Linked DNA regions of Homo sapiens: region 2 is linked to region 1. Evidence: chromatin contacts called from ENCODE Hi-C data. All regions are on one chromosome and are shown on one strand. The core of a region is the stretch at or near the end of the contact, and the rest is flanking DNA. Distances in the headings are between cores, read along the strand shown. Region 1 holds the start of DM1-AS (DM1 locus antisense RNA). Region 2 holds the start of NUCB1-AS1 (NUCB1 antisense RNA 1).

Evidence for each region. A loop is a pair of places that touch in the nucleus more often than their neighbours do.
Region 2: a map of sciatic nerve shows a loop between it and region 1 (8-fold over the local background). The contact joins the promoter of NUCB1-AS1 here to the promoter of DM1-AS in region 1. A Hi-C loop is called at or near these places in 2 of 168 maps with a recorded cell type or tissue (posterior vena cava and sciatic nerve).

Annotation. Positions count from the first base shown.
Region 1 is chr19:45,762,123-45,769,045 of GRCh38, forward strand. DM1-AS (DM1 locus antisense RNA) reads left to right here and starts at 5,674. Exons shown (of 2, transcript NR_147193.1): 1 at 5,674-6,009. SIX5 (SIX homeobox 5) reads right to left here. Exons shown (of 3, transcript NM_175875.5): 1 at 5,920-6,923; 2 at 4,228-5,033; 3 at 2,663-3,989. The coding sequence starts at 6,722. The coding sequence ends at 3,379. MEIOSIN (meiosis initiator) reads left to right here. Exons shown (of 15, transcript NM_001310124.2): 13 at 1-61; 14 at 1,216-1,305; 15 at 1,849-2,419. The coding sequence ends at 1,996. RefSeq lists enhancers at 1,420-1,974, 4,849-5,484, 5,549-6,108 and silencers at 5,850-5,979, 6,430-6,649.
Region 2 is chr19:48,915,393-48,922,029 of GRCh38, forward strand. It overlaps NUCB1-AS1 (NUCB1 antisense RNA 1), which reads right to left and starts at 3,499. Exons shown (of 2, transcript NR_046633.1): 1 at 3,312-3,499. NUCB1 (nucleobindin 1) reads left to right here. Exons shown (of 13, transcript NM_006184.6): 8 at 3,334-3,392; 9 at 3,638-3,730; 10 at 3,802-3,894; 11 at 5,762-5,932; 12 at 6,435-6,540. RefSeq lists an enhancer at 3,698-4,197.

The DNA.
Region 1 (6,923 bases), core at 4,424-6,923:
AGAAGAAGTGTGTCAACGGCTTCATCATGTTCTGCAGGATGAACCGGAAGCAGTACATCCGGTGGGTAGGGGGTCGTCTTTGGCCCTGGGGAAGGCCCTGGCTTCGTTCTCTGCCCGCAGCCTGGCCATGCCGCTCCTCACAACTGTCTGACACTTTTTCCCCCTCCGAGACCCCACAAACCCTTCGTGGACCACAGTTCTTCCCCAGAACTGAACCCGGCCCCATTGTATTGGACAGGGTCCATCCATTGTCAGCGCTGAAACCCAATTCAGGCTTTAGACTTCAGAAAAAAAGGAGTTTTTTTTGTTTTGTTTTGTTTTTTGAGACAGAGTCTCACTCTATTGCCCAGGCTGTAGTGCAGTGGCACAATCACAGCTCACTGCAATGTCTGCCTCCCGGGCTCAAATCACTGCAACCTCTGCCTCTCAGATTCTCCTGCCTCAGCCTCCTGAGTAGCTGGGATAACAGGCGCGCCATCAGCTAATTTTTGTATTTTTAGTAGAGACAGGGTTTCACCATGTTGGCCAGGCTGGTCTCGAATGCCTCACCTCAAGTGATCTGCCTGCCTCGGCCTCTCAAATTGCTGGGATTACAGGTGTGAGCCATCAGGCCCAGCAAGAAAAGAAAATGAATTGGCTTATATAACCTAGAAAACAAGGGCGGGTATAGACTGCCTTGAGACATAGCTGGTTTTAGGGCTCACACAGGCTGTCTGGAATCTTTGTCCTTTTCACCCAGTTCCTCTGTCTTCCGGGCTGGCTTCATTCTCTGGCAGGTGGGGTCACCCCAGGAGGCACAGGCTCGGGTCCTGTCCCCCACCCAAGCGACCCCGGGAGGAGGAGAGGTCTCTAAGGTTTTAAGCAAAGTCCTTGGGACTGACTTTGGTAGATCCGGTGCCAACCCTGAACCAGTCACTGCCAGGCCTGGAGCCAGGGGATGGGGAGGCCCCCCCCAAGCCACAGTGGAAAACAGCTAGTTCCTTTACAGGAAGATCCAGATGTGGGGGCCAGGAGCGGTGCCCACAGGTCCCCTGCACTCTCCTGGGACACCAGGTGCCCCCTTGTGAACAGCCGCTGAGTCCAGCTCCCTCTGCCTCCTCAGCTCCAGAGGGTGGTCTTGGAGGCCTTGTAGACCCACAAGGCTAGGAAGGGTCTGAGTTCTCAGTCAGGGTGTCCTGCAGACCTCTCCTTACCTCCTCCTCCTTCCTGTCCCAGATCCTGCCCTGGAACCGCTTCCACAGCTGCCACCAAGGAGCTGGCCCAGCTGTGGCGGGTGATGACCCAGCAGGAGCGGAGGCCATACTGGTGAGAGGCTCCGGCCCCGAGGTGTGGGTGGGGGGTGGAAGAGCCTCCCTACCCCGGAACCCTGCTCTGTCTCTGGAGCCTTGGGTGTCATGGCATGGGAGACTGGGCCGAGGAATTTGCGTGTTGCCCCTTCTTATGAAACCCTTGGGGGTGACACAGGTGTAGGGGTACCCCACCACAGCTAAGCTGGGGAACAGCTGAGCCCAGACATGGACCCCTGCCTCAATTCTTTTGCTGTCTCTGCCACACGACTTTCTCGGGGCGTGGTCTGATTTTCCTGTCGCTTGGCCACCTCGACTCCCCCGAATCCTGTCCCCTCCACCTTCAAGGAGCTGCCACCTGCCCTGGCTCCTGACTTTGAACACATCCCAGAGCCCTTGGCCGAGTCCCATCTTACTGACTGGGACTTGGTGGACCCAAGGCTCGCCCAATAGAGGCTAAAACGGTGGCCCAGGCCCCTGCGGGGACACAGGATTGGGAGTGGTACAGGGATGCCCGGGAGGCGAGTGAGGAAGCCAGGCCATCCTGCCACCGTCTCCCCAGCACCAAGGCTCGCAGGTTCAGCCGCCAGCACAACCGCATCGTGAAGCAGGACGGCTCCAGCAGCGAGGCTGAGGACTGGGAGACGCCAAAGCCCTTCTACCAGCTGCTGGCCGAGAAGGCCTTGCCGCTGCCCCCGCACCTCCAGTGAGAGGGCGGCCCCTCGCCTCGCTCCCCTCACCCCTCATGGCAACCGCGGCTCTTGCTGGAAGCCAGGACCCATCGATGAACTTGTCCCTCCTGGGCCTCCAGCCCCTGAGAATGCAGGTCCCATGGGACTGGGGAGGGGGGCACTGATTAGCCCCAACCGCTGGGCACATTTGCCTGGAGCACCAGAGTCACCCACAGCTGCCTTGATTCTCCCCCAGGCTTAGGAAGGAAACCCAAAATGAAATGCGGGGTGTCGGAAGGTGAAGTTTACCCACCCCTCTCCCCTTCCCTTCCCCACCCCAGAGCCACTCGGTTGCAACCCTGTTCATGCTCACCTCACCCTACTCCTCCCTCTCCTGTTCTATTTTTAGACTATTTATTGTTTTAAATAAAATAAAGCAAGTGGAACCTTTGTTACCAGCAAGAGAGACAAGGGCAGGCCCTCCTGCGTCCCCCTGCTGCCCCACTGGGGTGCTCCGTCCACCCTCATCTGGAGGCCTGTGGCTTGCAAGAGGCCTCAGTGCCACCCCCTCCCCAGCCACTCTGTGCATCTGAATGCAAACCCCTCTTCCCCTCGGGAGGCAGCAATGGGAAGGCCAGGTCTCGAGGTGGGCTCTGTGTTCAGCGCTGCTTTGGACAGACACTGGAAGGCACCCCAGACCCCTGGTGGTGGTGTAATCCGATAACTTTATTTTAATTGAAAATGGAGGCATAACATGTCCTAGAAAAATAAAGATTTAGGATACAAAGGAGACACAGCGGCAGGGCTGCCCCCAGGGATGAGGGAATCTTTGGTCTGGGCCGGATAATGAGGACAAGGGCTTGAGTCGAGGGGAGCTGGTGAAGGAAGACCCCCGTCTCCCCACAGCTGCCCCACCCCCCGCCCCTGGCAGGAAATGCCACACTGGGGAGGGTCTCCAGTCTCAGGGGCGCGGGGCTGCCTGTCCTCCACCTTCGGATTCCAGGCAGTTGTGACAACACCAGCTATCGGCAGAGCTATTAATAGTGTTTCAGGGAGTGACAGGGAGAGGGCTCTGGGGGCTGGAAGTCCGGCCCTGGGGCAGGGTGTTCCGCTTACAGCTAGTACCAAGTGGAGGGGGCAGGGCCCCTGAGTCAGGACCCTGAGTCCCCCACGTATATGGCAGGGCACAGCATGGGGAGGGCTGTAACAGAGAGGCCTCCCATCCAAAGGGGGATGGAGACCTGGACAGGAGGTGGCCGGGGATACAACCCCCAGCACCACCAGGGCTTGGAGAGGCCACCCAGGCAGAAGGATGTGGTGACTGGGGTCTTCAGCAACCGCATTTCTGGGGCTCCCCCCTCCCATTCCTGTCCCTGCGTCTTCAGCACCAATGTCGGGAGAGGCCACGGGGCCACACTGGGTCACAGTTCCAAGGGCTCCTCCACAGGCACCGACTGGAGCTGGGTCAGAACCTTGGCCTCAGCTTCCAACCCCTCGTCAACCTCACCCCCTGCGGTGGCCCCCAGGAGCAGCCCCTCAGGGTCGGGGTCTGGCAGCCTCAGCACGGTGTGGGGGGCCTGTGTCCCCAGCCCCTTTTCCGCTTCCAGCAGCCCCTCTGTTCCTGCGCTTAGTTCCAGCCCTGCTGACCAGACAGGCACGGCCGCGGGTGACAACATCAGCCCCTCTGGTGGGGGCGCCGGGAAGTTGGGCAGGAGGCCAGGGGAGTCAGGGGAGAAGGGCAGGCTGGTGCTGGAGGTGGTGGCAGCGGCGGGGGGTGGCTGCTGTGCAGAAAGGGTGCCTAGGGCGTGAGCCTCTGGGAGAGCAGGGCTGGGGGCCACCGGGAGGCCTCCCTCAGGCACGGAGATGGCCGTCTCTGGCTTCAGTGGCAGGGCCAGGCCGGGGGCTGGCGGCAGGACCTGGGAGACGAGCATGCTGGTGGGGAAGGTGGCGGTGAGGATGATCTTGCCCTGCTGCAGGGCCACACCCGTCACGATGGGGCTGCCAGACACAGGGTTGGCCAGGAGGAAGTTTCCTGTGGGGAGAGAGGGACCGAGCGCAGGTGAGAGCCAGGAGAGCAGGCCAAGCCAGAGAGAAGTGGAGACTGTGCAGCTGGAGGGCGGGCGGAGGGAGCCTTGTGGTGGGCCTTGGGGCACTGGGACTTGCCAGGGATGAGATGCCCTCCAGGAGCCCAGGGACAGCCCCTCCCTCTCCGAGATGACTGCACCCCTCCCCGGCTCTCACCTAGGCCTGAGGGAGGGAGATGGGGGTACCTGGGGCAGTGGCCGAAGGCAGCTGCAGGGCAGTCACGCCCACCCCGGAGTTGATGAGGTGCACATTGGCAGGGCCTGCTGCAGCTGCCACCTTCACAGGGCTGCCTGGCCCGGCTGCCAACAGCTGCAGGGGCCCCACAGCCTGGGGCAGGGTCACCACCTGTGAGGTGGGTACTACCTGGGGCAGGTTCAATAGTGGGGAGGTGGGGCTCAGGCCCGTGGGATACCCCGGGGGTGGGGAGAGCGGTACCACTTGTGGGGCAGCCACAGCAGGCACTGGCCCCGGGGGCAGAGGAAAGGTGGCAGCCGTCGGGGGGCCAGGCACCACTTGGGCCAGGGGCCCCAGGACCTCCTCTCCAAGGGCTGGTCCCGGAGCAGCCACCTGGGCCCCTTTGGTCTCAGGGGCCTCCGACTGAGCCTCCTCCAGCCGCACCTCCCCTGTCTGAGGGTCCAGGACCAGAGAGGTCTTGGTCTCGCTGGCCCCCTGAGGGCTGGGCTGCGGTGGAGGGGCACCCCCGCCCCCAGTGAGCAGCAGCGGGCCCAGGCTGGAGGCCTCGCCCAGGGCCAGGCCGTTGATGATGACGGGGCCCCCGTTGAGGAGCACTGCTGGGGAGCCGCTGGCTGCCAGGAAGCTCCCGTTCACCAGGATGGAGGAGGAAGCCGGGCAAGGCGCGGGAGGGCCGGTCCCTGCCAGGAATATGGAGCCCTGGGCAGCGGCCTCGGCGGACACTGGGGCCGCCCCTCTCTCCAGGTCCTCAGGACTTCGGCTGGACTCGTCCTCAGTCGTGGGATTCCCATCAGACTCGCTGGCCGGAGAAATGGCTGTCAGCTGGGGTCCCTTAGCCTGTGGGGCCTCCCGCATAGCCAGCCAGCTGCTCCCCCACCTTTCCCTGGCCCAAGTTTCGGTGGATCATTCCAGGGGTTATGACGCCTCTCTGAGACCACTCCAAACTCCAGGGCCTTTTGCAAGCCCTGCGTGGACACCACTGCAGAGAAGCGCTGGGGAGGGAAGAGGCCCTTGCTCTCCCCCACCTCGGCCTCGGGTCCCCAGAGGCTGAGCTCCCAGGTTGCCCTAAAAGTTCCTTGGTTGGGCGGAAAGCGGGCGAGTGGCCTGGAGAGAGGGAGCAGCAGCCGCCAGCCCAGTTCCCGGTGCCCTCCCCGCGGGGCGTCAGAGAAGGGAGAGGCCGGCGCTCAGGGTGGGAGGAGAAGGGTTTGGGTTACAGGGAAACCGGAGCTGGGAAAGGTTCACGTTTCACAACAAAGGCAGAAGACGGACCACGCCGTCCGGGCCCGGAGGGAGTGTGGGGGCGGGTGGGTAAGAGTAACGGTCAGTGAAGAAAGGGGGCTGGGAGGCAGCCCCTACGCGGAGTGGAGTGGCCACAGGCCCTGTCCTTTTTCCTCAGTCCCTCTAGTGCCCCCCGCAGTGTGATTCCCCAACACCGATGGGATTTGGGAAGGAGCTCGGAATGGAGCCGCTGGAAGAGGAGACGCGTGCGGGGAGAGGGCCCGGGCGGGTGCCTGTCCCGTCCACACTTAGTCCCCGCGCCCCGCGGGCGCCTGAGATTGTGAGCTGGTCCCGGGAGATGTCCGAGGACCTCGGCGCGCCGGCCCCAGCAGTGGGCACGGGGGAAGAGGGCTGGTGGACGGGATGTCCCCGGGAGAGCTGGACTTGCGCCGCCCGAGGCCCCTCACCTCTTGCAGGGCGCGCCGCCTCCGGCCCCGGTCCGGTCGCGCTGTCGCCGGTTCTTGAACCAGTTGCTGACCTGCGTGAGCGACAGGCCGGTGAGTGTGGCCAGGCGGCGCTTCTCGTCCGGCGTGGGGTAGCGGTTGCCGCGGTAGCAGGCCTTGAGCGCTGCGCGGGAGCGCTCCTTGAAGCAGTAGACTGTCTCCTCGCCGTCCCAGATGGTCTTGGGCAGCGGGAACTTCTTGCGCAGTCGATACTTGTCCACTGCGCCAAGCGCGCGGCCGCGGGCCCGCTCGGCCTCATGGTAGCGCGCGCGCAGGTAGAGGTCCTGCAGGAAGGCGTGGTGGGCGGCGGGGAAGGGGCGGCTCTCGAGTAGCCGGTAGAGCTCGGCGTACTCGCCCCGCTGGAAGGCCACCAGGGCCCGCGCGCGCAACACCGGGTCGCTGCCACGTAGGCGCTCGGCCGGGGGCAGTGCGCCCAGGAAGCGGCTCAAGCGGCCGGCGTGGCCCGCCTGGAGCAGCGCCTCGCAGACGCACGCCACCTGCTCGGGCGAGAAGCGGAGGCCCGTGGGCGGTTCGGAAGCGGCCTCGGGGGGCGACCCGGGGACGCCCGGGGATCCCGGGCCCTCAGCTCCCGCAGCCGCTGCGCCCGCCCCGGCCCCGGCCGCCGCCGCCGCCTCACCCTCGGCCGCCTGCAAAGTCTGCAAGAGCTGGCGCGCTTCCTCCTCCTCCTCTTCGGTCGCCGCCGCCGCCGCCACCGCCTCCCCCCCAGCCGCCGGCCCCGCGCTCGGCTCCGCAGGCAAGGTAGCCATGTTTTGCAACTTTGGGAAGTTCCTCCCTCCCTCTCTTCCTCCCTCGGGCTTTCCCCAGCCTCCTCCCCCACCTGTCCCCCCTTTTCGCCCCCACTCCCCGCTCTTCTCGATCTTCTTTCTGGCCGACCCTGCGCCCCACGCCGGGAAGGCGAGATCCAGCTCTCCACTCGGGTCTCTGTCCCCTTGTGTGTGTCCGTCCCC
Region 2 (6,637 bases), core at 2,249-4,748, 3.2 Mb after region 1:
GAGGCTGAGGTAGGAGAATCGCTTGAACCCGGGAGGCGGAAGGCGGGGGTTGCAATGAGCTGAGATCACACCACTGCACTCCAGCCTGGGCAACAGAGTGAGACTCTGTCTCAAAAAGCAATAGAAAGTAAAAAAGAATTAGAAGATTCTGTAATGGGGTCTCAGGTAGTGACGTGTACTACCTCGCAGCCTTGACCACCCAGGTTCAAGTGATCCTCCCCCTCAGCCTCCCAAGTATCTGGGACCACAGGCACGTACCACTATGCCTGGCTAATTTTTTTAATTTTTAGTAAAGGCAAGGTTTTACCATGTTGCCCAGGCTGGTCTCAAACTCCTTTGCTCAAGCGATCCACCTATCTTGGCCTCCCGAAGTGCTGGGGTTACAAGCATGAGCCATCCCACCGGGCACCACCCCCCGTGTTTTGTTTTGTTTTTTTTTTGAGACAGGATCTTGCTATGTTGCCCAGGCTGGAGTCAAACTCCAGGCCTCAAACAATCCTCCTGCCTCAGTCACCTGAGTAGCTGAGACTGCAGGTGTGTGCCACTGCGCCCAGCTTTAAAGATGTTTAATTGTACAGTTCAATAGTATTAAGTATATTTACACTGTCATGCAACCAATTCTGAGAGCTCTTCATCTCGCACAACCGAAACCGTATCCATTAAACCACTCGCCCTCCCCTTCTTTCCCCTGCTCTCTAGCAACCACCATTCTATTTTCTGTCTCTATGATTTTGACTATTTTAGGTACTTCATGCAAGTAGAATCTTTTGGTATTTGTCGTGTGTGTGTGTGTGTGTGTGTGTGTGTTTGGCTTATTTCACTTAGCATAATGGTGAGGAACTGAAGTTTTCATTCTACTGGATATTAATTTCTATTTCAATTGCCCCATGTGGCTAGTGGCTGCTGTACTGGAGTCCCAGCACAGCTCTAGAGAGGACATTTGGGCTGGATGCGGTGGCTCACGCCTGTAATCCCAGCACTTTGGGAGGCCGAGGTGGGTGGATCCCTTGAGTCCAGGAGTTCAAGGCCAGCCTGGGCAACATGGCACAAACCCATCTCTACAAATAAAATACAAAAATTAGCTGGGTGTGGTGGCGTGCATCTGTAGTCCCAGCTCCTTGGGAGGCAGAGGTGGGAGGATCACTTGAGTCCAGGAATTCAAGGCTGCAGTGAGCTATGATCATACCAGTGCCCTCCAGCCTGGGCAACAGAGTGAAACCCTGTCTCTAAAAAATAGAAAATAGGCTGGGCTCAGTGGCTCACGCCTGTAGTCCCAGCACTTTCGGAGGCCAAGGCAGGCAGATCAGGAGCTCAAGAGATCGAGACCATCCTGGCCAACATAGTGAAACCCCGTCTCTACTAAAAATACAAAAATTATCTGGGCATGGTGGCACGCACCTGCAGTCCCAGCTACTCAGGAGGCTGAGGCAGGAGAATCACTTAAACCCTGGAGGTGGAGGTTGCAGTGAGCTGAGATCATGCCACTGCACTCCAGCCTGGCAACAGAGCGAGACTCTGTCTCAAAAATAAATAAACAAATAAATAGGCCCGGCGCAGTGGCTTACCCCTATAATCCCAGCACTTTGCGAAGCCAAGGCGGCTGGATCCCTTGAGACCAGGAGTTCAAGACCAGCCTGGGCAACATGGCAAAACCCCATCTCTATGAAAACAAATACAAAAATTAGCTGGGTGTGGTGGCGTGCATCTGTAGTCCCAGCTACTTGGGAGGCTGAGGTGGGAGGATCACTTGAGCCGAGGAGTTCAAGGCTTCAGTGAGCTACGATCACACCATTGCACTCCAGCCTGGGTGACAGAGTGAGACCCTGTCTCTAAAAAATAAAAAAATAAAAACCTTATTTAATCTTTTTAATCAGGCAGTCCCTACAGACCAGAATAGGTTCAGAGCAACTCCCTATACCTTTTTTTATTTTTCATTTTTTTTATTTTTAGAGATGGGGCTTCCCTTTGTCACCCAGGCTGGAGTGCAGTGGCGTGATCATGGCTCACTGCAACCCAGACCTCCTGGGCTCAAGTGATTCTTCCACCTCAACCCTTAGAGTAGCTGGGATCATAGGTGCACACCACCATGCCCAGCCAATTTTTAAATTTTTTTTTTCTTTTTGAGGCAGAGTCTTGCTCTGTTGCCCAGGCTGGAGTGCAATGGCATGATCTTGGCACACTGCAACCCCCGCCTCCCAGGTTCAAGCTATTCTCCTGCCTCAGCCTCCTGAGTAGCTGGGGTTACAGGCACTTGGCATTATGCCTGGCTAATTTTTGTATTTTTGTAGAGACGGGGTTTTACTATGCTGGCCAGGCTGGTCTTGAACTCCTGACTTCAGGTGATCCTCCTGCCTCGGCCTCCCAAAGTGCTGGGATTACAGGCGTGAGCCACCGCACCCGGCCCAATTTTTTACTTTTTTTTTTTTTTTTGTAGAGACGGGGTCTAGCCATCTTTTCTAAGCTGGTCTCGAACTTAATGTGCTCAAATGATCTTGCCTTAGCCTTCCAAAGTACTGGGATTACAGGCATGAGCCCCTAAATTTGGCCCCTACATTTTCTTTAATCTTAATCAATTTACATTTAAACAGCCCATGTGGCTAGCGGCTACTGTACTGGACAGCGCAGATCCAGAGTTTAGGCAGAGAAGAGACCCCCAGGCCTGAGCCCTGGGCCACACTAGCATGTGGAGGTCAGGAAGAGGATGGAGCCGTCAAAGGAGGTGGAGGGGCAGCCAGAGAGGACAGAATCATGTTCTGGAAGCCAAGGGCAGAAAGTCAAGTCAGATGCAGGTGGAAATTAACCACTGGATTTGCAAGATGAGGGTTCCTGGCCTCCTCCTCAGGAGGAAGGTTGTGCTTGTCTGAGGGAGCCGAGGAAGGAGGGCCGGTGGTGAGGACAGGAAGTGTGGCTGACCGAGCCTGAAGCCCTGCAGCTGTGGGGTCTACGTTGGTAGGAGAGGCTCCCCTCACAACTGGAGTCGGCACTGGCCTGGTTGTCTGGGAGGCAGAGGTCCCTGATAACCCTGGAGCTGACTCTGTGTCCAGAGCACTGAATGCCAGGGCCAGAGAATCCTGCATGACAGTGACCCAAGCATGTTTCCTCGAACCCTCCCTTTGATCTATTCCATTCTCAACCCCCTGGTCGCTAGGCAGTGGCCCTAGCAACGGGTCTAGTGGGGTACTAAAGCCTGGGGGCCACCGTTCCACCGCGGGAGACCCGTAGTTACCTGTCCTCTGATAACAGACCCCACATCAGCCCAAAATTTCTTCACCAGGGACCTTACACATCCCGTCCTCGGTCCCCTGAGATACCTTGCTATCCTCTTCCCTTCAGATATCAACAGTGATGGTGTCCTGGATGAGCAGGAGCTGGAGGCACTCTTCACCAAGGAGGTGAGCATCTTGGAAGCCTCGGGCACCTGGAGGGACGCCCAAATCAGCCACTTGTTTCCTCCTGCAGTCCCCTTAAATCCCCCTGGATGGGAGCTCAGTGAAAACTACAACTCCCATCAGCCCCTGGGGCAAAAACGGCTCCCAGGAGTGGTAGCGTGCCCAAAGGACTGCTGGGAGTTGAAGTTGTCGGGAATGAGCTCGCTGGGGACCTCTCAATGCTGTCTGCCTCTCGCTTGCTCCTGCAGCTGGAGAAAGTGTACGACCCAAAGAATGAGGAGGACGACATGCGGGAGATGGAGGAGGAGCGACTGCGCATGCGGGAGCATGTGATGAAGAATGTGAGGTGGGGGCCAGGCGGGGGAGAGGACGGGCCCCCAGCTCTGTCACTCACCCTTATCTGGCTCCCCAGGTGGACACCAACCAGGACCGCCTCGTGACCCTGGAGGAGTTCCTCGCATCCACTCAGAGGAAGGAGTTTGGGGACACCGGGGAGGGCTGGGAGGTGAGAACATGGGGGATACTCGGGGTCCTGAACCTCTCTCTCTTCTAGCCATGACCTTTCTTTCAGAATCTTAGGCCCCTTCTCTTTCTCTCTGGGTCCCCGTCCATTCTCCTGGGTCACTGCATCTCTATCTCTGGGTCTCTGTTTTCCCCTGTCTCTAGGACTCTTATTTATTTATTTATTTATTTATTTATTTATTTATTTATTCTGAGACGGAGTCTCACTCCATCGCCCAGGCTGCAGTGCAGTGGCACGATCTCGGCTCACTGCAGCCTCCACCTCCCAGGTTCAAGCAATTCTCCTGGCTCATCCTCTTGAGTAGCTGGGATTATAGGTGCGTGCCACCACACCCAGCTGATTTTTGTATTTTTAGTAGAGGCAGGATTTCACCATGTTGGCCAGGCTGGTCTCAAACTCCTGACCTCAGGTTATCCACCCACCTTGGCCTCCCAAAGTGCTGGGATTAGAGGTGTGATTTTTTTTTTTTTTTTTTTTTTTCTGAAACAGGGTCTTGCTCTGTCGCGTAGGCTGGAGCCCAGTGGTGGGATCTCGGCTCACTGCAACCTCCGCCTCTTGGATTCAAGCGATCCTCCCATCTCAGCCTCATGAGTAGCTGGGATTACAGGCGTGAGCCACCATGCCTGGCTAATTTTTGTATTTTTTGTAGAGATGGGGTTTTGCCATATCGGCCAGGCTGCTCTAGAACTGCTGGACTCAAGCGATCCACCTGACCTGGCCTCCCTAAGTGGTGGGATTACAGGCATGCACCACCGCACCACACCTAGCTAATTTTTGTATTTTTTGGTAGAGACAGGGTTTTGCATGTTGGCCAGGCTGCTCTGAAACTCCTGGACTCAAGCTATCCACCCTTCTCAGCCTCCCAAAGTGCTGGGATTACCCAGGCTGGAGTGCAGGGGTGTTATCATGGCCCACTGCAGCCTCAAACTCCTGTCCTCAAGTGATCCTCCTGCCTGAGCCTCCCTATTAGCTGGGACTACAGGCACATGCCAGCATGCCTAGCTAATCTAGCTCATTCTTTTATTTATTTATTAATATTTTTTGAGACAGGGTCTCCTGTCACCCAGGCTGGAGTGCAGTGGTGTAATCATAGTTCACTGCAGCCTTGAATTCCTGGGCTCAGGTGATCCTCCTTCCTTAGCCTCCTGAGTAACTGGGACTACAGGCACATACCACCATGCCCAGCTAATCTAGGTCTCTGTTTTATTTATTTATTTATTTGTTTGTTTATTTTTCAATACAGAGTTTTGCTCTTGTTGCCCAGGCTGTAGTGCAATGGTGCATTCTCAGCTCATTGCAACCTCCACCTCCCAGGTTCAAGCAATTCTCCTGCCTCAGCCTCCTGAGTAGCTGGGATTATATGCATGTACCACCATGCCCTGCTCATTTTGTATTTTTAGTAGAGACGGGGTTTCTCCATGTTGGTCAGGCTCATCTCAAACTACTGACCTCAGGTGAGCCACCCACCTCGGCCTCCGAAAGTGCTGGGATTACAGGTGTGAGCCATGGTGCCTGGCCTATTTCTATATATTTTTCAAGATGCCCAGCCAATTTTCTGTAGAGACAGGGTCTCGCTCCGTTGCCCAGGCTGACCTTGAACTCCTGGCGTCAAGTGATCCTTCCCACTTTCGCCTCCCAAAGTCCTGGGATTACAGGTGGGAGCCATGGTGCCCGGCCTTGTCTCTCGGTCTTTATCCCACTCCCACCTCCCACTTGGGCTTCTTTGCCCACCCACATGGCCCTGGCCTCCCAGCCTCCTCTACACCTCCCCCATTGGCACAACCCTCTCCAACATGGGTGGGCCGAGGTTGGACCTGTGCCCCTGATGGCCCCTGTGCCTGCCCTGCAGACAGTGGAGATGCACCCTGCCTACACCGAGGAAGAGCTGAGGCGCTTTGAAGAGGAGCTGGCTGCCCGGGAGGCAGAGCTGAATGCCAAGGCCCAGCGCCTCAGCCAGGAGACAGAGGCTCTAGGGCGGTCCCAGGGCCGCCTGGAGGCCCAGAAGAGAGAGCTGCAGCAGGTGACAGCGGGGGAAGCTGCTTCCATCCACTGAATCTCTGGCTGCCCGTGTCCGTGTCCCCATGGGTGTCCAGAAGCTGGGAAGGCCTGTGGCCACCATGTTAATCACTGGGGGAGCCTCAAGTATTCACCGCCATCTTGAGTAAGGGCAGACGTTTTCCCGTCTCTGACGGCTCTGTGGCTGCCATGTGAGATAAGGGCATTAAGGCTGTAAGTGAGGAGGGAAAGGCCCAGGAGGGGGAGAAAGGCAGACTCAGCCAGGGATGGGTGAGGGTTTCCCTGTCCCAAAGCAAGACCCAAGCTGTGACTGGAGGGAGAACTGGATCCTTGACTATTATTAAGCCCGACTGTCAATGAAAGAGAGAAACTGAGGCCCACGGAGAAGGGGTTGGCCGTGACCACTTAGCAGGCTGCTGTGAAGTCTCCGTTTGGGGACTGAGGCCTGAGCACTTGCAATGCCAGCATCACACCCTCTTGTCTGTGTGACCCCCCACCTCCCACAGGCTGTGCTGCACATGGAGCAGCGGAAGCAGCAGCAGCAGCAGCAGCAAGGCCACAAGGCCCCGGCTGCCCACCCTGAGGGGCAGCTCAAGTTCCACCCAGACACAGGTGCTGGCCCTAGTCCAGGGAGGAGGGGCTGCAGGGCTGGACCCCTGGGTCTGAGGTTGGAGGGGCTGGGCCTGGACTCCCAGATCTGAGGGAAGAG